Linked DNA regions of Homo sapiens: region 1 is linked to region 2. Evidence: chromatin loops called from intact Hi-C (ENCODE). Cell type or tissue: ovary. All regions are shown on one strand. Links, peaks and the distances in the headings refer to the core of each region. The heading gives the core; the rest is flanking DNA.

Region 1 (11,049 bases), core at 3,961-8,960, 380 kb before region 2:
GCTCCTGAGAGGCCTACGGCCTAGTTGGGGTTCAGTTAATATGCCTGAAGCGGAAAACAAATCCTAGCCCACACTGGAATGACTGCAAATGACATACTGTATTGTTAGAGACCTTTCTCTCTCTTGCCTTCCCACCTTGCCCTCCACTCACATACAAACACAATCTGCATTTTGAATAATTTTTGCTGTATCTGTTTCCCAGCAGTGATGTGATTGGGCTTGTTTCTGTGAATTAGAAAGTTTAGATTCCTCCCTCAGTCATCTCCCTTTTACCCTTTTACCCCCTTTCAATCTGACCTAGAGCCATAAAATACTTCTGCCTGCCTGCCTGCAGTTCTGTTTGTATGAATTAAGTCGACAGGATAAATATTCACATTCCCAACTACAGGCTGAAACAATGTTTGCCTGTTCTACCCAGTGAGTCGAGAAAAAAAGGGGGCCTGACATCACCCTATACTGTACATTCCCAGCATAGATCATTTATTTAAGTCCCTGAAAAAATACAGATGTTTTACCAGTCGAAATAAAATCCTGTGTAAACACTAAGGAAAATGTGGCACTGACTTAGCTTTGGGGGTTGAAGCAGTGCAGGGAGAAAACTAGGCAAAATGGCAGATACAGAAATTTTATACTTGGCTGAAGGTGATAGGGTCAAAAATATTCACCTGCAGTCTGCATGCAGCAAGGGAAAAACATAGCATTTGCTTTTAAGAAAATACAGTTGCAAAAGTGGACAGGTTTTTTAATCTTCAGAATTTGAGGTTTTTAATGATTACGATACATTTCCCCCATTTATATCTGACCTTTGAAATGAGCATCTCTTTTCTTATTAGAGTTGTCTTTTTTCATAGCCTGTCTAACCTTGTCCTGTTATTGCTGGATCCTGCTGGTTTCTGGAGCTCAGCTGCTGTTGATTTTATAAGGGGGAAAATTGCCTGGAAGCCATGCTTGGTGAAGAGGAAAACCCATCTCAGCGTTGCATTCCCAAACAACCATATATCATCTTGATCTTGTCTAACACAAGTTGCTATTTTAGTCCAGCAGCATAAACTAGACATATTTTACTGGTGCAGTGCAAGTTTTTTCAGGGAACTGCCTCATGTCTCTTTTTAGGCCCATGGCATTTATTCAAAGAGCATTTCAAAGCTGCCAAAATGGACCCCATGCTTTGCACAGATGCCTGGGGCTCCCCTGAGTCTCTCTGTGTTTAGAGTGGAGGGGTGAGGGACAGAGGGTAACTGCTTCCAGGTTCTCCAGACTTCTCAGTTCCCCTCAAACTTTCATTAAGGCTTGCATCTCAGGGGCAAGAAATCAGCCTACTCACTGACACCCTCCTGCAGTGCATTCCCTGCTCCTCCCAGCTGCTTCCATGACCACCCCCTCCTCAGGGCAGGGCTGACAGTCCCATCTCTTGGCAGTTCCATGCCTATGATAGTCATGGATGATGCTGTTGGCTTGTACTTGTTTGTTTCATAATGTGCTTTCAGTCTTTTTCTGATTGGGTCATAACCATCTTAGGGCAACAAAGCTTTCTCCTGTTTCTTGTGCTGATGACCCCTATGTCCACCTCTAACCCTTCTCCAAGGGACCTATTACAGCTAGGGGTAAGCATCTGTCCTCTGTTTTTCCCAGTGTGATTATTAATAGAGCTCCCTTTTGTCCCTGAAGAATTCTTTTTTGCGACATAAATTATCCTAAGTAAAGCAGTCATCACACGGATATTCCCAACCAAACTCATTAATTCCCCTCCCTCATTCCCAAGCCTGCTGTAGATTCTCTTATAATCTCCATCTTGAAAGATGCCCCTTGTTCACCAGCTGCCCAAGTTAAGAGGCTCTTTCCTGCGCCTTAACTCCATGTCTAAAGCAGTTGCCAAGCCCTGCCTCTGCAGCCCGCAGAAGCTCTCTCAGATGTATCCTTTCCTCTCCTTCCATTGCTGTTTTAGTTTAGATTGGGGTGGGGTGGAGATGTCACAAAATCAGAATCCTACCCGTGCCAGGCAGGTAAGTGAACCAAAGGGGGATGAGTATAAACACAGGGGCTCTCTGCCCATTCTTTGTTTTCAAACTTTTAGTAGAGATTTGGGTTCAGTAAGTATTTTATTTTTTTCTTGATTCTCCGAAAGTTTAAAACAAACAAACAAAAAAGCCTAAGAGCTTTGATAAATGGCATTGACCCTCCGTCTTAGTGACTAGAGTAACAGGCAATAGTAATAGTGGTGACAGCGGTGGTCTAGAGAGTGCAGTTCTCATCTCCGGGGCCAGCTCCTGCTGCTCAGCTCCGGCCAGGTGACTGTTTGCCCTACAGGAAGGTGGGCCGCTATAGCCAGATCTAATTTTTCAAAATGGAAATCAGGATGACTTTAATGTGAAATATCCCAATTCATAAAGGTTGATTTAAAAGTACTGTATGGGCTAAATAAAACATCTGCAGCCACTTTTGGCCCAAAGGCTATTGGTTTTGAGCCGCTGGTTTCAACCCTCCCCTCCTCTTGTCTAGACTACTACAGTAGTCCTGGGCATTCCACCCCTTCTGCTATGACCTCCACACTGCCCCTGGCTTTTTTCTCCAAGTTACAGATCTCATCACCCAACAGCACTCTCTGAAGAAATCTTTGCCGTCTGCAGAATAAAGTACACATTCCATGACATTGCCTTTAAGGTCTTTGTCTGACTAGACCCGACTCCTTTCTCCAGCTGTGTCTGCCACCACCCTGTGCACACCCTGGCTGTTCTCTGCGCACACAGGACCACTTGTTGTCCCCTGAGTAGTACCAATATTTTTAAAAATTAAGAGACTATTTTTAGAACCATTAGATTTAGGGAAAAATTGAACTGGTAATACAGAAAGTTCCCAAATATTTTTCTCCTCCCCACCTCTTTCCCCCAATTTTCTCCTACTATGAATATCTTGTATTTATGTGGTGCATTTGTTACAATTAATGAAGCAGTATTTACACATTATTATTAACTAAAGTCCATAGTTTAAGATTCACTCTTTTTGTTGGCATTACCAATATTTTAATACCCTTAAAATGTGTTTTAATTGTTTTCACTGCTTGCATACCCTTCCCTCGATTCTGGCAAGACTGTTTTTAAGGCCACGTATGCATATCACTCTTTCTGCAAAGTCTTCTCTGACTGTTTATTTTTGGAATGGGGCTGGAAGAGAGGGAGCAGACAGAACATGGAAAAGAATCAACATTGTTATCACTTCCCTAGTGCGTGCCTAGTAGTATATATATTCTTTTAAATCTCTCTACAGTCCTACAAGTTAGATATTATTATACGCCATTTACCATGGAGAAACAGAGGTTAAGTTGCCCAAAGCCGCAAAACTGATAACTGGTTTACACCTATCTCTGCCCGGCTTCAAAATCCATGCTCTTCCACTTTCCCATGAGGCTGGATTCTTAGCACTAATCTAGCCTTCCTGCCTCCACCATCAGATGAGGCATCCACTGGGATGAGGAGTACGGCGTGATTCAGCTCTCCGTTCCACTCCAGACACAGAAGTCGGCACTACGATAGCTCACAAAACCCAAGGGAATGTGTCCTAAAGGAGTGAATATAGGAAGAAGCACCAAACACCAACATCGTTTTTATTTGGCAAATGCTTGTTGAATTCCTACAGTGCATCAGACTTGTTGGAGGGGGAGGTCAAGCATACAAACAAAAGTGATGACGATGCTGCCATGCAGGTTGTAAATCATGACCAGGCAGAGTCAGGAAAGCTATTGATTTTTCATGTCTCCATGACTAGAATGTAAGCTACAGGAAAGCAAGGAACTATCTGGTCTCTGCTGCAGCCCCTTGGACAGTGCCTGGTAATAAGAGTTGTTTAATAAATATTTGTTGACAATGTTTGCCAATTTAGGACACATAAAATGACACTGAACTTCTGAGTTCTCATGTGTGTTGGCAGTTAATCATCCTCCTTGGTTCTGGCAGCTTTGGTTTCTCTGTGCTTGGTTCAGTACAGGCCTGGGTCTGACTGCTTTCTTAGCCTCAGAATTCTTTGGGACCAGAACTTTAGGAAAGTGAGGAAGAAAGAGTTGCCTTGCTACTTGCCATCCTTTAAGAGCTGGTGGACAAATTGCCCTTCTTGGGAGCTGCCGGAGCTCCTGAGTCTGACCTTGATCAAATCTTAGTTTCAAAGGGCCTGGCCTTATACCTGGACCTCATGCCAAAGGATGGTCTCATTTTTCTTGAACCCAACACACTAAATGTCTATGAGGTTAGTTGTGTATTCAAATATTTTTATTTTCTTAAAGAAAAATATCTCAAAAACACTAACCTGTTTCATACAATTGCTTATAAAACTTTCTTTCCTTTCTCTTTCCCCTGTCTTCTCTTCTCCCTCTCCTTCCCTGCCCCATTTTTTTCCATGACTTCTCTGACCCTGGCCCTTTGACATGCTTATTTCCGCCACAGTTCTTTTCAGCGTACCTGGCTCTCCATTTGTCTCGTGTAAATAGATCGCTCTCCATTCCTGGTGAATAACCAGGGTCACAATTGTCTGGTTTGTACCCAATGTGACAGAATTGTAGGCTGATTTTCATAAACCAGAGCTACCAAGCGTTTCAAAAACAGTCTTGTTTTTGCCAAGTAAGGTGAGCAAATATAGGACTAAGTTTAAACATCCATCAGGAGTTATTTTTGAAGTGATTGCTTCTAAATGAGAAGCATTTGAAAATCTCACAGGTTTCTTTACAAGTAAATTCCGAAGTCATGCATTTTGCTGGTGTCTGCTGATTAATTGCGATCCTGTGACACCATGAAAAGCCCTGGTGGTTGGTTTTGTGCAGCTGTAGAGAAAAGTAAAGCAAAGCCCAGTGACTTTGCCAGCTCTTTCAGGACAGTGGGGATTCAGGCTGAGGAAGGTATTTTTTCCCTCTGGCAGTCACCACATAAGAACAGAAGCTCCAGCCAGACCCATTGCTCCAGACTCCACGTCGGGTGGTTTGGGTCCCTGCGGGGGTGTGGTGAAGGCATGACATTTGATCTGTTGCTTCTGAAATAACAGATCCATTATTAGACAAAGCATTTTCAGTCTCCACATTGGGACTTGTGTGCACTCTCCTGTACAGTTACTTCTGTTTAGAAGAAATTTATTTTGATTCTCTAAACAGAAGGTGCTTGGCATGTATTTGTTGTTGGTGATTGCAGACGTCTGACCCAGTAAAACCTGCCAGTCTACCCATTTAGGGTCTGATGACTCTGGATTGATTTTATCTGGCCTTTTCTGTTTCTCATTACCCCCTTCCGTATCTAACTCTCAATTATTTCACTATTGTCAGCCCATTGTTGATAGGAGAGAAAGAGAGGAAAACGTTGAATCTGGTTACACAGAAAGAATCATTCACAGCTCTAGAGAAGGATATAATAGGGAAAGAAAACAGATGTTATTAAAATAGACTTTCAGAGTTCTTAGTGTGTTTATCTATGCTTACTTTGCCACACCCACCTCTTCCTCTTGATTTAGATAAGGAGGCTGGAGACTGAAGGATTTCTCTTGACTTGCATTTCTCTCCTTGGCACTAGCCAAGGTCAAAAGATCTCATTTATGCCCTTGTCCTTATTCTTTGTCTGCTATAGATTTGTACTCCTCACAGAGGCTTTGCGGATGTCATTGCTGAATCCAGTACATACATACGTGCATACATGCATATACACGAGTATCCTTGTATAAGTGGGGCACGTCTGCATTGCTGCATTCACTCCTGACATCGAAGGGAAGATCTGCTAAAAAAAAAAAACAAAAAAAACCCTAAATAGTTACAAACATCACTGCCCAGTATTTGCTAAGGCAAGAATTAGTTTGACCTACTTCTTTAGCCACGACTGTTCTAATGAACTCAGACATGTAAACCAGTTTAGACTCTCAAACAATGTATTTTTCTTTAAATTTAAGACTTTGACTTTAAAAGGCACATTTTATTTTCATGTGCGACAGCTAACATAAAGATGTTTGCATTTCTTTGCTGAAATCAGTGTATAGGTTGTTTGTAACTAATAAACTCTTGTGGCAGATGATTGTTGGGCCACAGTCATCAGTTTTGGGGATTGTGTGAGAAACCCATAGCAAAGTATGGATTAAGGACTTGGGTTTCTCGGCACTGCTACATCCTCCAAAACCAACATGCCTTTCTGCAAAGAGACCAGAGCTACATTCTGCAGGTGTCTGTTTTCTTTGAGGGGAACATTTTAAGGAAACTTAAAAGGGAGGAACTGAGCATTTAGGAAAAATATATTTTCACAGCAGGATTTTTTTTTCTTTTTTGGTTTAGGTTTTTCATTTGTTGCAAGCCTACTCAGACTCCAAACACGGAACGAATTCAGACTTCCAGCACGAGCTGACTGACATCACTGTTTGTACCAAAGCCAAACTCTGGCTGGCCAAGAGGTATGTTAAAATCCCACATGAGCAAGGAGTTATCAGGGGTTAGGAATACATTTGAGAATTGCTGTTTCTAGTTGTGGGGAGTTTTAAAAGTCATTGGCATGAGTTTTCTAAACTTATTGGAGTATTTATCCTTTTAGAACTTTGGGTTGTGGTAAAGAAAGAAAAATATTTTCTTGACAATTTTTCTAAAACTGCTAAGTGACTGAGGGGCATGTAATATGGCTTTTTGTCTGCCCACCAATCAGCTTGTTTTTGTTGAAACCTGCTGCGTGCCCAGTCCTGTGTTAGATATTATAACAATGAAAGGCAGTAATTGACTAAATCATGTGGTACAGACTCTTAGGTGCCGTGGCAACTCAGAGATTAGAGATTGCTGTAGGCTTGAGCAGGCACTGAGGGACAGATAGGGTGTGAATAGCAAGAGGGGATGGAAGTTGCCTTTCTTAGGTGGGTAGTAAGGTAGCTTGAATAAGCAAGGCAAAAAAGAATAGAAACATATTTTTCATCCTTGCCATTGTTAGTTTATCCTGGAACTTAGAACATTTACTGTGTGAAAGATGAAGGAGTAAAAGGAATTTCTCATGTAATATACAGGGAGTCCTCTCTGTAATGCCATGTTCAAAATCTGTGTTGCAGGACTCTGGTGGTGGTAGGATAGTGTTAACTGCAAAGGCCCTCCGTAGGTCCTCTGTAAGTTCCACCAGAGTAGCTCCAGAAGAGGCGCATGTGTTAGTGTTACTACCTTTCCTGCCATAGTACACGCATTTAATTAAGAGTCAGTTTATTGGCCGGGTGTGGTGGTTCATGTCTGTAATCCCAGCACTTTGGGAGGCTAGGGCAGAAGGATTGCTTGAGCCCAGGAGTTCAAGAACAGCCTGGACAACATAACGAGACCCCATCTCTACAAAACAACGACAACAACAAAAATTAGCCAGGTATGGTGGTGCATGCCTGTAGTCCCAACTACTTGGGAGGCTAAGGCAGGAGGATGGTTTGGGCCCAGGAGTTTAAGGCTCTAGTGAGCTGTGATTGCACCACTGCACTCCAGACTGGGTGACAGAGTGAGACCTTGTTTCAAAAATAAATAAATTTCTGATGCTTAGAGTTTGAGAAACAAACAAGTTGAAAAAAAAAGAAAAAAGTATATTGGCTGTCTAAAGTAGAAGCCTCTCTTTTTTATTTTTCAAAAAGTGTGCTTTTGGTCACTTTTGTTGGGCTCTTACCTTCTGTGGCAAGTCAAGTAATGGGCTGTGTGAGGCTCTCAAATCAGTTTAATTCAACAAAGCATTGTTGAGCACAGGCTACCTGCTAGCCTTTGTGTTAGGAGATATAGGGATACAAAAATATAAAAGAGCTAGTCCTGGCTCCAGGGACTTCCAGGAAGTGAGAAAGACGTGTATAAATAATTTTCATCTGGTATATTAAGTATTATAACAAATGTCTGTAGTAGGTACAGCATTACGCCAGAAGAGGGGTGAGAGAGGGCTGACATCAAACTGGCCATCAAGAGTGAGCCAGAATTTTGCCAAGTGGCCAACACAGGTAGGGGAATTCCAGGCTTAGGTAACGGCATAGGCAGAGACACAGCAATATGAAACGGCACTGTAGGTTTGCAGAACCATAAGGAAGTTAGCCCTCTGGAACCTAAAGTGTAAGGCACAAGTGGCAGAGAATGGGGCTCAGGAAATATGCCCAGGCCACACAGTGAAAGCTCCTGTAAGAAACCTTTTGGTGAAGGAGCCAGCGGTGGATTTCCCAATGTGTGGATGTGTGTATCTCAATTATTGTCTCAACATTAATAGCTTTGGATAGGGATATTGATGGAGAAATTATCTTGTGTCTGAAATGCCGGTAAAGTTATTGGGAGCCTCTCATTTTTAGTCTGTTAGTCTATTCTCCCTTTTTTTAGACAGGGTCATGCTCTGTCACCCAGGTTAGAGTGCAGTGGCGCTACCACGGCTCACTGTAGCCTTGACCTCCTGGGGCTGAAGTGATCCCTCCGCCTCAGTCCCCTGAGCAGCTGGGACTACAGGCACACGCCACTATGCCTGGCTAATTTTTGTGGGGTTTTTTGGTGGAGAAGGAGTTTCAACAGATTGCCCAGGCTGGTCTCGAACTCCTGAGCTCAGGTGATCCACCTGCGTCGGCCTCCCAAAGTGCTGGGATTACAGGCATGTGAGCCACTGCACCCAACTTGTTTTCTCCATTTTATTTAGAGAGTAGGAGTTGCTTACCCATGAAGTGTTTACCCACGCCTAGTACCATTTGCCTTCTGTGTGGCTCTTAGCATCCCAAAGATACATATCACATCAGTACCCTCAGCTGTTTGCCAGGTAATAGGCCACTTCTTCCTACCTGTTATTTCTGGGGATCAAGAAGTCAGAGCTGTCCAGAAATTATCCTCTGAAACCTGCTTCTAGCCAGGACTGTCCCAAGTATCCTAACACTCTAGTTCTTAAAGTGCTGTAAGGAAGGAGTTTCTGCCCCCTTAGCTTGCTACTCCTTCATGCATCTCGTAGAAAGTCATTATCCACTGGCTTCCTGAGTCCATTACCTCTTGTTGGATGAGATGGAGGAGATGGAGCGGCAGGCCAGCCATTGAGTGGACCTTCATGTTGTGCAGTGCCTGAAGATGGCTGACAAAGCTGCCATCAGCTTCCTCTGCAGCTAAGAGGAAGGGAAGTCCTCCTGGCCTTTTAAAACCTGTCCTGTGGTCCCTATTGCTGTTTTCTAATTGGGCTTTCCATTCTCATTCCCTCTGCTCCCCACCCCACTTCTGATTTTTCTCCATGATTTTCCAGCTCTAGAAGACAAAGGAATGAATCACTGCAATTTACTGGGTTTCCACCTTCCTTGCCCAGAATGTAGGACAGCCACTTTTCTGTTTCCAGTACAGTCAACTCTCTATTATCCAAGTGTGAACTTTCCGCTTTGTGGGTGGTCTGTAAATGGTTCCTAACACCAGGCTTCCTTTTGCTCCCCAGCACACTTTTACAAGTGTTAATCAGAATGTGTTCAGAGCCTGAAATAGAGTTTGGAAGGAAAACATACTGCCAGACAGCACAATGCATTCCAAAGCTATGTATCAGTTTTTCTATATTATCCACATCATTGACAGGATAACTTTGAGGTTCCTAAATAGCAAATTATAGAACTGGGTATAAGTGATGAAGCCTCGGTGTCACATGCCTGCCCTGTCCCTGAGGTCCTCTTGTTCTGGGAGTTGTCTGTCTATACTAGTTAACTCCATGCTCAGACACACCCCCTCTCGTCCTAGCGGTCCCTTCTCAGAACAGACCCCTGTCTTTACTTTCTCACCTGCCTTTCCCATGAAGATATTACAGTGCAGAGTATTCCAAATTCAACTACTGAAGAGGCTTTTTTATGTCCCTGGTAATTTACACATGAAAGAAAAATAAATGTTCCTTTGAGTCTACTAAGGATTTTCTGTATCTTTTGAATATAAGCTATGAAAAATTAATGTTTTTGCAAAGAAAAAAATGTTGCCTTAAATTTTAACACCGACACCCTTTTCCTTCCCTAATTTATTTGATCATTAGCCTGAGTTTCTTCAGTCCCATAAGTACAAAAATGCTAGTGGATATGTATTTGTCCTTTTGTTCTCAAAGAAAGTTTTTAAAAAATTGATTGGCACTATTGGATAACCAATTCAGTCTTTAAATTTTGACTCTGAAATTGAGGGAACATAAAATGAAGACTTTTGTCCTATATTTGTGTTTTGACTTTGCAAGATTAATAGGGATTTATATGAGGTGATTAAGCAATAGCCATGGAGTTGTTGGGGAATTTTTGGTGATGAGTGGTCAGCTGGCAACATGGCTTCAGGAAAGGACTGGGCTTCTGCTCTTACAGGCTGCTTTTCATTCCAGGATGTCAAAGCCTTAATGGAAATCAGCTCATTAATCCTTCAAGTCCTTTCCTTCCTGTTTTCCTCCACTCCTCCCTTCTTGATCCAGTTTACTGTCTAAAGCAGTTTACTAACTACTGAAAGAAAACTAAACTGACCTAGACCAGAAACGAAATGAGAGTAGCCGTCTAGTAGGGATCTGCTGCTGTCCTGGAAAGGATGGCAGTGGGCATCATGAGAGAGGAATCACCCAGTCTGACACTCATGCTAATTACAAAAACTTTTTTTTTTAAGTTTTTTATTTATTTATTTATTTTTTAGTTTTAGAGATGAGGTCTGGCTGTGTTGCCTATGCTGGACTTGAACTCCTGGGCTCAAGCAGTCCTCCCACCAGAGTCTTCCAAGTAAGCTGGGATTACAGACATGAGCCCCATGCCCTGCCACCCTTGCTGCTTGCAGATTCCAGCTCAGCTGTCCCAGCTAGATCGCTTATTTACTTTGGCTAAGAGTTGTAATTAGTATTATATTAGGCTTAAACTTTTCAGAAGTGAATTTGGCTATCTAGTTTCTCCTTCTTTGGTTATAAAAGGAAAAAAATAAGTGTGTATGTGTATGTTTATATATTGCATGTGTGTTTCTTTTGGTAAACTTAGTGAACTAAATGGACTAGTCAGGGCTGGGTGCGGTGGCTCATGCCTGTAACCCTAGCACTTTGGGAGGCCAAGGTGGGTGGATCACATAAGGCCAGGAGTTTGAGACCAGCCTGGCCAACATGG
Region 2 (11,049 bases), core at 2,026-7,025:
GTCTTGGGTTTCATCACATTCAACTTCCCACACCTCGGCCAGAGGCCAGGGTCGAATGGGGCTGCTGGCCAGAGGCCTGGGCTGGAAGGCAGAGGAGGGGGTGGGGTCCAGTCCTACCCTCGCTTCCTATCCATGGCAGAGTACCCCCTCTCTTAGGCCTCAGCTTCCCCTCTATGTAATGGGACAGGACTCCACAGGGCTGGAGCAGATGCCAAGGATGTCGGGAAGGAAGGCCTCAGAGGCCAAGGCATCGAAGGAGCTCCTAGAACTTCACTGTCCAATATGGTGGCCTCAAGCCTCTCATAGCCATTTAAATTTAAAGGAATTTAAAGGAAAGAAAATTCATATTTCAGTTCCTCAGTCACTCCAGTCACTTTTTTTTTTTTTTTTTTTTTTTTTTAGATGGAGTCTTGCTCTGTCACCCAGGCTGGAGTGCAGTGGCACAATCTCGGCTCATTGCAACGTCTGCCTCCCGGGTTCAAGCGATTTTCCCACCTCAGCCTCCTGAGTAGCTGGGATTACAGGCACATGCTGCCACACCTGGCTAATTTTTTTGGTATTTTTAGTAGAGACTGGGTTTCACCATGTTGGCCAGGCTGGTCTTGAACTCCTGACCTCAAGTGATCCACTCCCCTTGGCCTCCCAAAGTGCGGGGATTACACGTGTGAGCCACTGAGCCTGGCCTCCAGTCACATTTCAAGTACTCAGTAGGTAGCGACAGGTGGCTCATGGCCACTGTATTGAATAGCACGGATACAGAACATCTCCGTCAATACAGAAAGTTCTACCGAGACGCATGCCCTGGCTAGGAAAGACCAGGTGCCAGGGACACTAGTAGCTTTACTCTCCTGGGGTGGGGAGCTGGGGCAGGGGGCTGTGATTGAGAAACACTGGAGACATCCTCTCACTCCTCTCCCCACCTCACCACGGATGAGGTGGACTCGCCATGAGGGGAGCCAGGAGCCTGACACCCAGTACAGGTGTGGACACCCCAGAGGCAGCTTCCATCCTGACTCCTGGAGTGGAAAGCAGGCTTCCTGGGTCCCTGGGAAGAGGCACTGGGGGAAGCTTCAGAGAGGGAGGAAGTGGCCAGAAGCAGGTGCTCTTCCTAGCAAAGGGCTCCCCAGGAGCTACTTCCAAATGGGAAACATCAGCCCTCCCCAATCCTCACCTCTGGATGAATTCCCTGAAGGCTTCAGGAGCATTTGCATGTTACAGTACAATGGTCCTCAAACTTCAGCTTGCATGGGAATCCCTGGAAGCTTGCTAAGGCACAGCCAACTAAGTACAAACTTGAAACACGCACACTTCCACTGTCTATGCGGCAGGCCGAAATAGGGATATCTGGGTTCTGTCCATCATAGGGTTCATTATTGTGTGGGCCTGTCTGGGGCAGATCATTGAAAGATATTAGGTTGGTTTTATCTGGGCATCTTAGGGATGCAGCAGAGAGGGTGATATGGCAGACCTCAGGAGAGACTGGTTGGGGGAGAGGAAAGAAAGGGGTGGAAGCGAGGGATGGAGGACAGGGAGGGAGGAGGGAAGAGGGGGATGGAGTGGGAGCCCGCTCGTGCATCTCCTGCTGACCTTGTTCTTCCTACCTATCTTCTCACCTCCTCCTCACAACCACCTTACAAGTCGGCAAATGTGTGGCTCTGAGAGATTACACAACCTTGCAGCAGATACATGGTCCCTAGGGAGTCAGGCTGGACTCTGTTTCCTCTACCTTTTCTCCCTCCAACTCTGAGTATTTTCAAACGAAATAAGCCTGGGAAGCGGGGAAGACTCAGAGCTGTGAATACATTTTTTTGTTTTCTGAGCTCATTCGGCTTTGACAGGAAGCTTGGCTGCGTGCGGGCAGGCGTCTGAGCCCTCCCTCAATGGTGCTTTTTAGGCATGCCTTTATACAGAATGTAAAGAGTCGCAGTTATAAATATCAGCGGGCTTCTGTGGCCCACTCCGTCCCTCAGCCCCCACGCCCAGCTGGGATGTCCTGGGACTTCCCGCTTGCCCTCCTCCCCCAACCCCTCCAGCCAGTACCACCCTCAGTGCATCTGGGAAGGGTGGGAACCGTGATGCGCCTTGGGCTGGGAAACCAAGGGGGAGTGAAACCCAAAACTGAATTTCTCCTTTTTCGGAAGAAAGGTTGTTTTCAGTGTCAGGAAACCCATAATCCTACAGCCAGCTGTGAAGATTCCAGAATGCCTCTCACTTTACAGGTGAGGAACTAGAGGGCCCCCTGGAAAGCTTATGAACACCCTGACCCCAGAGCTCACCCTCCCTCACTGGGAAAGAAAGTCCCTCTTTTCACTTTGTCACCCCCACCCACCTCCCAAGGCACCCACAGCATGGTCACTCTTTGATGACTGTTTGTATTATAAGCGGCTCCTCCAACTCTGTTCTACAGTCCCCTCCATGGATGCCCTGGAGGGAGGAGGCAGGCGAGACGCGGTCCCATTTTACAGACGGCCAAAGAGTTGAGTGACTACACAGCTCATCCCAGGAGAGCTGCCTGGCCCTGCTTCCTGATAGCCGGCCTGTGCCCCTAGACCTCCCCCGACCCCACAGGCCCCCTCCCCCTCCCTGTATGCACCCCCTGTCCCCTCACTGAGGCCCAGGAGCACAGTTGATTTAGAATTTCCTGCCCTTCTGACAATCTGCGTGCACAAAACGGGCTTTCTTTAAACCGCTTCGAAGGGCATCTCCTCCAGCCCCTTCCCCTGCCTTCATTAAACGCCTCGTCTGAAGCAGGATAAATCTTCGGTGATTAGAAGCATGCTCCTTGTTCCTGTCCCTGCCCCGATGGGAAGCGCATTTCTCAAAGGGTTAATTAACAGCCTTCACACAGGCCGCATTTAGCAACGAACACAAAGCCACACACATAAATAACGTCTGGGGCGGAAGAAGAGGGTGCAGATGGTTTGTGACTTTGCCGTCCAGAGTTTTCTAAACCGGTGTGAACCACGTCCTGTCGGGACCAGGACCATGAGTCAGGGTCAGGCTTTAAGGTGGGCCAGGCCAGAGACGCTAGTGGCCAACTTGGTGCTCTTTGAAAGCAAGTCCTAAAGGAAAACAGAGCGTGGAGCCAAGATGTGGGGAGAGAGGGAGGGGACGGGGTAGGGAGGAGGGCCTGCTGGCTGACCTGGAGAGAAAAGAGCCAAAGAGAGCCAGAGATGCGAACCGGGAAGAACCAAGCAGGAGGCCAGAGACATTGAGTCCCAGCTCCCTGCAAAGTAGTGCTGAATTTACCAGGGGCTCCACCCAGAAATTCAGACCCTGGGGCATAGGGTCCCACTCTGGCCCTGTAGTGAGAGTGATGGCAAGACATCCCCAGCCTAAGAGGAGTTGTGTGGGGCTGAGAAAAGGGTTTCAGGAAGGATAGCCCTGAGGAACCCTGGAAAGTTCTGGAAGTGGCACAGTGATATTCGCAGTATTCCGCCTCATCCATGCATAGGGTCTGTTCCTCTACGCAGCCTTCAGCTCCCCTGGGGGCTCATATGCCCCTTCCCAAAGCTATGGGAACACATCTGAGGTCTCAAAATGCATGGCAACAGGAACACAGGATTCACTTTACAGAGATCAGCACTGTTGCAAGGGATGCCTGAAGCCAAAACAGAGGAAAACGAGAGCCAAGAAGCAGAGGGAGCGATGCAGATGTGCACTGGACATCCACAAACCGCAACAGGAATGGGGAGAGGAGAGAAGTGATTGGAAAGCCAGTTTTTGGCATTCGGCTGGCTGCCATTCTCTTCACCTTTGTGGTCCCTCCAGTTTGCCCTCCTCAGCCCTAAGGGGTCCTCCCCTACTCGGAGAGGCCCTCACCATGCTCACTCAGACCCTCTCCTCCTAGGAGCCAGGAGGTGGGACATGGGGAGGGGGACAGTGAGTCCTGAATGGATTTCTGCCCTGGAGGTGAGGGCACCCCTGGTGCCAGGGAGAGGCCCTACCACAGCACAAACTGGGCTGCCCTTCCTGACCCAGGGATGAACCAGCCTGGGCACTCAGGCCACGGCTGTCTCCCTGTGCCAGGCTCAGCGCCCTGGGGATGAGGGCGCAAAGAAAGAGACGGGGCCGACAACACAGGCCCAACAGCAGGCCCTGTGTCTGGGAGCGGCAGTTTCTCCCCAAGTAATTTTCCACAGTTTGGCTTTTCCTCCACACACAGGCTTGCTCACAGAGTTCAGATGGTGGCTGGTCCTCCAGAGGGTTACTCTGGGCCACTCACCTGCTCGGTGACCCCACCTGCATTGATTTCTGCCCTCATCACTCAGCTGTCTCCAGCTTGCTTCTCAAAGCCCTGTGCCCATCTCAGGGATATGGCTTCTCCAGCCCCCAGAGCTCACTTCACCCCATCAGGGCCTGGATCTTGGGTAGTTATGGGAACCCCTAAATGCACCATCCTCTCTGGGCCAGGGCCAACATTTCTGTTTTCTCAGAAGGATCAAAGCCCCTTTCCTAGCCCTGCCAGGAGGAAGCAGTTTTGACTCGTGCAAATATCTGAAGCCCATTTGGGATTTTACTTTGGTGAGAAATAAATACACAGCCATCTGCAAATGATGGAAATATGACTTAAGTAACTTTTTGGTCGAGGCTCCTGGGCCAGAGGCCAGATGGAAATAAGACCTTGTATCTCAGTCCTCCTTGCACACTTTCAGAAAAAAGAAAAGGCTGGGGGAAAAAGTTGGTGGAAACTGAAGTTCAAAATGGAGTGTGCTAAATTTCTTGGCCTGGGAAAGGAAAAATAAACATCAAACAGCTACCCCATTCAAGTGTGCGTTATCTTGCTCATCCTCGCCAAGAACTCACCCTCCTCCCTTCTTTGACCGGGAATTGCTGTGCCCACGAACAGCCCCCACGCCCACCCCTAACCCAGGGCAGGCAAACAATGGGCCAGAAAACCCTGCTCAGCCAAGGCCTCTCCCCCTGCAGCCCCCAGAGGCCATAAGATTGGGAAACACAGGCTATTTTTATGTGTTATTTGTCTACCAACTGTGGCTCCAGGAGCCTGAGCAACAGTATCATCTGTGGGAGGTACCATTGATTTTTTTGTTTTAACTCGCTCAGACAAAGCCACATTTTCGCAACTTTCAGAAAAGCCAAAAAAGCAACACTCTGCAAGGCTGACCTCTTCCCTGGCTTGCCTTTCTGCCCTCCAGGGAGCTCTTTCTGGGTGTGTCTGGGCCCCTGTTGCTCTGTGCTGGCCCACACCAAGCACACAGCCCCAGATCCAGAGGGCCCAAAGGATAGCCAGTGAAACAAGGAAGGGTGAGGGGGGCAGAGAGAGGATCTGAGGAGAAGGGGTAGTGTCTCCAACTGGTGAGGGAGGCACAAACCCTGCCCTGGGGGTGCCAGTGTGATGGAGCAGTGGGGCTAACAGAAGAGTGTGAGAAGTCGCACACAGAGAAAATGGCTGCTTGATAGCCATCCATCTCCCAAGTCCACGGGTTGGGATGCTCTGTGCAGCGGGTACACCCAGAGGCAGATACAGGGCTGAGAGGGTGCAGGCCAGGTGCGACTGCCTAGGCTGGGGCTGAAAGAATCCAGCTGGCAGAGGTGGCTCACACCTGTAATCCCAGCACTATGGGACGCCGAGGCACGAGTCCAGGAGTTTGAGACCAGCCTGGGCAACATAGTGAGACCCCTGCCTCTACAAAAAATTTTAAAAATTAGCTGGGTGTAGTGCTATGCACCTGTGGTCCCAGCTACTTGGGAGGCTGAGGTGAGAGGATCGCTTGAGCCCAGGAGGTCGAGGCTTCAGTGAGCCTGTTTGTGCCACTGCATTCCAGCCTGGGTGACAGAGCAAGACCCTGGGGGCGGGGGTGTGGGGGAAAGAGAGAGGAGACGGGGAGAGAGAGAGAGAAATGCAGATAAAAGAAACATAAAGTGAGAAGGGAGAAAGGAAAAGATGTAGAGAGTGGGCAGAGATGAAAAGACATAAAGGAAGAAGAAGAGGGAGGAAGCTCTTCTCTGTTGACCCCATTCCCAGCCATGATTCCCAGCCATGACCATCAGGACAGATGGAAGAGTGACTGCTCAAGAGGACCAGAATGAGGGACACCCCCCGGAGTGAGCCATTTCCTTTCTCCATCAACACCATGCCCATGTCCTTGGGGGTGAGAAGGTAGAGGTCCTCCAGCAGCAGCCTGGCCGGAGCCACGCAGACTTCCCTATACTCTTCACTTCTCAGTTTTCTGATCTGTAAAACGGAGATAATGGTAGTAATACCTTCCTCACTTGGGTATTGCAAGGATTGACTGACATTGTGTGTGTGTGTGTATGTAAAATACTTGGATGCCTGGCACACCATGAGGGCGGTACAGATGGCAGCTTTAATGCATGTGGTGTGGAGTCAGGCATTCCGCGGGGAGAGGCAGGGTTGTGAACGCTGGAAAGGAGAGCAGAGGGGGCAGGCAGAGGAGTCTGAGAGAAGGAATCCATATGTCCCTAAGCTGGATGGCACCAGTGGCACCCCCAGTGCTGACCGTATCCAGGACCCCTGAAGGACCTGAGGCCATCCCTCCTGCTAGATTTCCCTGGCTCCAGGGCTCCCCACTCTGAGAGCCAAGGTCAGTCTCCTGCCAAGCCCTAAGCCTTCCCATTCATGCCATGCTTTTCCTTTGATGGGATGGTCAAGCTGAGCCAAGAGAAGAACAGTGGCTGCCAGATGAGCCAGCAGCTGGGGCTTAGGGCCCACCCAGAGCCCTTAACACATGTCTAGGGCAAGCAGGGAACCAGGGAGAGGCCATGATGCTGGCTGCCCCTGAGGGCCAGCTCCTGGTTAAGAATCACTTTCAGCAGCTGCTGTAGTGCCCTCAGGATCGCCACAAGGGCTCGGCGCCCTTCTGTTGCAGGAGGCCCAAGTTGGGAAGGAAGTGACAGCACTTCACCCCTTTTTTACCAGCCTTCAATGGCACCTTCTCCCACCCACCTGGGCTGACCCAGTGCCTGCCCTGTCTCCACTGTGGCCATCTGGGGAGCCAGGCCCACCCCACTACCTTCCCCCGCGAGAGGGGCCCTGGCAGCCAACCCCTCCCGCATCTCAGGGGCCAAGGTAGGAGAAGGGAAGCCAACCATGGGGGCCACTAAGAGGCAGTCCCAAGACCCAAGCTGCAATCCTGGCTTAAATTTGCTGAGCCTCCTTTTACTCATCCAGGAAATAAGGATAACCATTTTTACACGTTGGGAATCTGGTGAAACTATGACACATATCTGTAACCACTTAGATAGCATTCTGACCTGTTCCTTTTGTGAGTGGTAAAATGGTGCAATTGGTGTGTTAATCAACAATCTAAGGTCACTGGTTCAACTGTGGCTTTCAGCTGAACCCAATTAGCATTTGCATTCAAACCACCCAGTGAGGGTTGGAAAAAAAATCAAGAGGCTGGTGCTGGGCGCAGCGGCTCACACCTATAATCCCAGCACTCTGGGAGGCTGAGGCGGACGAATCACCTGAGGTCAGGAGTTTGAGACCAGCCTGGCCAACATAGTGAAACCCCGTCCCTACTAAAAATACAAAAATTAACCAGGCATGGTGGTGTGCACCTGTAGTCCCAGCTACTCAGGAGCCGGAGGCAGGGAGAATTGCCTGAATCCAGGAGGCGGAGGTTGCAATGAGCCAAGATCGCACCACTGCACTCCAGCCTGGGCGACAGAGCAAGACTCCATCTCAAAAAAAAGAAAAAAAAATCAAGAGGCTGGCCTTTCCAGAACCTCGTGGCAGCAAGAATGACAGCGCTGTTTCTGGAATCTGATGGCATGTGACCCGGACTATGCAAATTCTCCAGCCCTCAGTTTTCTCATCTGTAAAGGGGGATGGTTCTAGCACACTCTGCATTTAGGTTTGTGTGATGATTAAATAAGGTAATCCACGTAGATCTCTTAGCACAATGCCCGACCGTCACACACAATGCCTGACCGCCACGCTCAATGCAGGTGGTCAGTGCTCATAAAACAAATGAAGGCACCCTCTAGGAGCTGATGGGGAGAGATTCTGTGGGGAAAAGCACAGCACAGCAGCGTGTATAGCATGCTGCCATCTGGGTGGGAAGCAGAGAGATCAGACCACATGGTCATTTTTGCTCGGATTTTACATAAGGACATTCTGGGGAGATGCAGAAGAAACCAGTAAACAAAGTTACCTCGTGGGAGGTGGGGAAGTGGAAGGGGCGGGGCTGGGAGCAGGACTCTGAACTGTTCCCCCCCCCTTTTTTTTTTTTTTTGAGACAGAGTCTCGCTCTGTCGGCCACACTGGAGTGCAGTGGCGTGGTCTCGGCTCACTGCAACGTCCGCCTCTCGGGTTCACGCCATTCTCCTGCCTCAGCCTCCCAAGTAGCTGGGACTACAGGTGCCCGCCACCATGCCCAGCTAATTTTTTGTACACTTCTTTAACAATTCATCATGTGAGGGTTTTGGATTTACCTATCCCAAAAATGTTTACATTAACATAAAAGGTGTGCTTTCAGCATTATTATTCCTTCTGGGTGTCGGTTTCTTTCCTAATGAGGAAGGTGGTCTATGCGCCACTGCCTAACTAGACTTTTGTGGAATTCAGAAAGAAAGTGAATATGCAAGTGCCCAGAAGAGGAGGATGAGGCTGAAGATGAGCAGGATGAGGCTCGGATGAGGAGGACGAGGCTGAAGATAAGGAGGATGAAGATGAGGATGCAGATGTAGACAAAGATGAAGGAGGGCAGGGGAAGTGGGTAGGGCAGCTCTCCCGGCCGCTCTCATTCAAAGGGCCATGGTGGGACTCACTGAGCCACTGTCCCAGGAGCTGAGCCTCAGTAGAGTTAGATAAGCCATCTAAGCAGTTTGCTCTGGCCTGGGCCTCTGGCCACTTTCCTCAAACACCCAAGGCCCAAAGAAGGCCCCTCAGCCAGCCAAGCATGCTAGGAGAGTTATCTGCACGTGAGTGGGGTCAGGGGTAGGGCTCCTGGGGACCTGCCTGTGACCCTTGACACCTGGCTGGAGCTCTTGGGGGCAGGAAGGGGTGCCAGGAATATGAAGTTGTGGGATGGATGACGGATTGAGAAGGAAAAGGAGAGATTTGGCCGGGCATGATGGCTCATGCCTGTAATCCCAGCACTTTGGGAGGCTGAGGCGGGCGGATCACAAGGTCAGGAGTTCGAGACCAGCCTGACCAATATGGTGAAACCCTGTCTCTACTAAAAATACAAAAATTAGCCGGGCGTGGTGGCGGGCGCCTGCAGTCCCAGCTACTCAGGAGGCTGAGATGGGAGAATTGCTTGAACACGGGAGGTGGAGGTTGCAGTGAGCTGAGATCACACCACTGCACTCCAGCCTGGGCGACAGAGCGAGACTCCATCTCAAAAAGAAAAAAGGAGAAATTTGGCTCAGCTGAAGACAGGGAGTGGCTGGACCACACCAAGGTGAGGCAGGTACAGCCTAGTCCTGGGCTCAGGGACAGGTAATGGGAGAGTTATCTCATTTATTCCCATCAGCAACTCTGCAGCATAGATTCTATTATCATTCAGACGAGGAAGCGGAGGCTTAGAGCGTCTTGGGTCATGGTATGGCCAGCTAGCAGGTAGCCAAGATTCAGATTCAGGCACTGTGTTTCCCTCAAACCACTACCCCATCCCACCTCCTCACCCCAGATCCGGACTGGCCACTTTCTGGTGGACTCAGTTTATAGCAGCAGGATAGAAACAACCATAGCTTAGCTCAGAAATCCTGGCGGTGGCAACAGCATATGTGATGAAGAGTTCCTCCTCCAGAGGGTGTCCACGCTAATGAGACGCCCAGAGGCCAAGGGCAAACGCTGGGAGGGGCCGGGCTTGGGGATCCCCCAGGACTCCGTGCCCCTGAAACTTCAGGGGCACAAGGCTGGAAGAATGAAAGCACTTTTCATGGAATTCCAACAGGAAACCCACGAGAACATTCCTGCTTGAAGGATTCCAACAGGAAAACCACGAGAACATTCCTGCTCGTGGGATTCCAACAGGAAAACCAAAAGAACATTTCTGCTCATGGGTTCCAGCTGGGAGCTGGAGTCCCTATTCCCTGCTAAGGAGGCTGCTCAGTAGGTAGAGGGGTCACAGAAGAGAGCTTGCCTCACTCTCATGAGCTGTCCCCAGCCCCCTAGATGAATTCAAAGATCCCTTTGACCTCTGACCCCTCAGTGGAGCGCCAGCTCCCAGGGTGGGGCAGGTCATTTGGGAGCTGGCCTGCCCAGCTCCCAGTCTTGCTGCTTTTGCTTAAAGTGACTGGCCTGGCCTGGCGCAGTGGCGCATGCCTGCAGTCCCAGCACTTTGGGAGGCCAAGGTGGGAGGATCATTTGAGCTCAGGAGCTCCAGACCAGCCTGGGCAACATAGTGAGACCTCATCTGTACCAAAAAAGGGAGGGGGGCACACGTGGCGGCTCACACCTATAGTCTCAGCACTTTGGAAGGCTGAGGTGGGAGGATTGCTTGAGCCCAGGAGTTTGAGGCCAGCCGGGCAATATGGTGAAACCCCCTCTCCACAAAAAATACAAAAATTAGCCAGTCCTGATGGCACACACCTGTAGTTCCAGCTTCTTAAGAACCTGAGGTGGGAGAACTGCTTGAGGCTGGGAGGTTGAGGCTGCAGTGAGCCAAGATCACGCCACTGCACTCCAGCCCTGTCTCAAATAAAAATAAAAAACCAAAGTGGCTGTCCTGCCATCTGGCTTCCCAGACAGCACACAGCCCCTTCAAATGTTTGTCTTTTTTTTTTTTTTTTTTGAAATGGAGTCTTGCTCTGTTGCCCAGGCTGGAGTGCAGTGGCATGATCTTGGACAGCTCACTGCAACCTCCTCCTCCTAGGTTCAAGCAATTCTCCTGCCTCAGCCTCCCGAGTAGCTGGGATTACAGAAGCATGCCACCACACCTGGCTAATTTTTTATATTTGCTAGAGACGGGGTTTCACCATGTTGGCCAGGCTGGTCTCGAACTCCTCACCTCAAGTGGTTTGCCTGCCTCGGCCTCCCAAAGTGCTGGGATTACTGTGGTGAGCCACCACGCCTGGCCCAAATGTTTGTCTTTTAATGACTGCCCTTCTCTGCCCCTC

The links. Hi-C counts contacts between places; a loop is a spot of excess contacts. Peaks named below come from ENCODE experiments on the same cell type or tissue, not always from the same donor. Only the 100,000 strongest peaks of a DNase experiment are listed, where the experiment ranks them.
Region 1: it touches region 2 in a loop (2.3-fold over the local background); 3 of 110 quality-filtered maps call a loop at or near these places.

Annotation. Positions count from the first base shown.
Region 1 is chr2:43,339,478-43,350,526 of GRCh38, reverse strand. THADA (THADA armadillo repeat containing) reads left to right here. Exons shown (of 38, transcript NM_022065.5): 30 at 6,290-6,405. Among named protein-coding and RNA genes, the nearest start is that of LINC01126, 120 kb to the right of the region's middle. In ovary, for the core only: no CTCF peak of the experiment used is centred there; a DNase peak (open chromatin) is centred at 6,366; H3K27ac peaks cover 4,501 bases.
Region 2 is chr2:42,953,514-42,964,562 of GRCh38, reverse strand. All of the region lies in intron 2 of LOC112268413 (a long non-coding RNA gene), which reads right to left. Among named protein-coding and RNA genes, the nearest start is that of LINC01819, 81 kb to the left of the region's middle. In ovary, for the core only: no CTCF peak of the experiment used is centred there; DNase peaks (open chromatin) are centred at 3,102, 4,602 and 4,902; H3K27ac peaks cover 5,000 bases.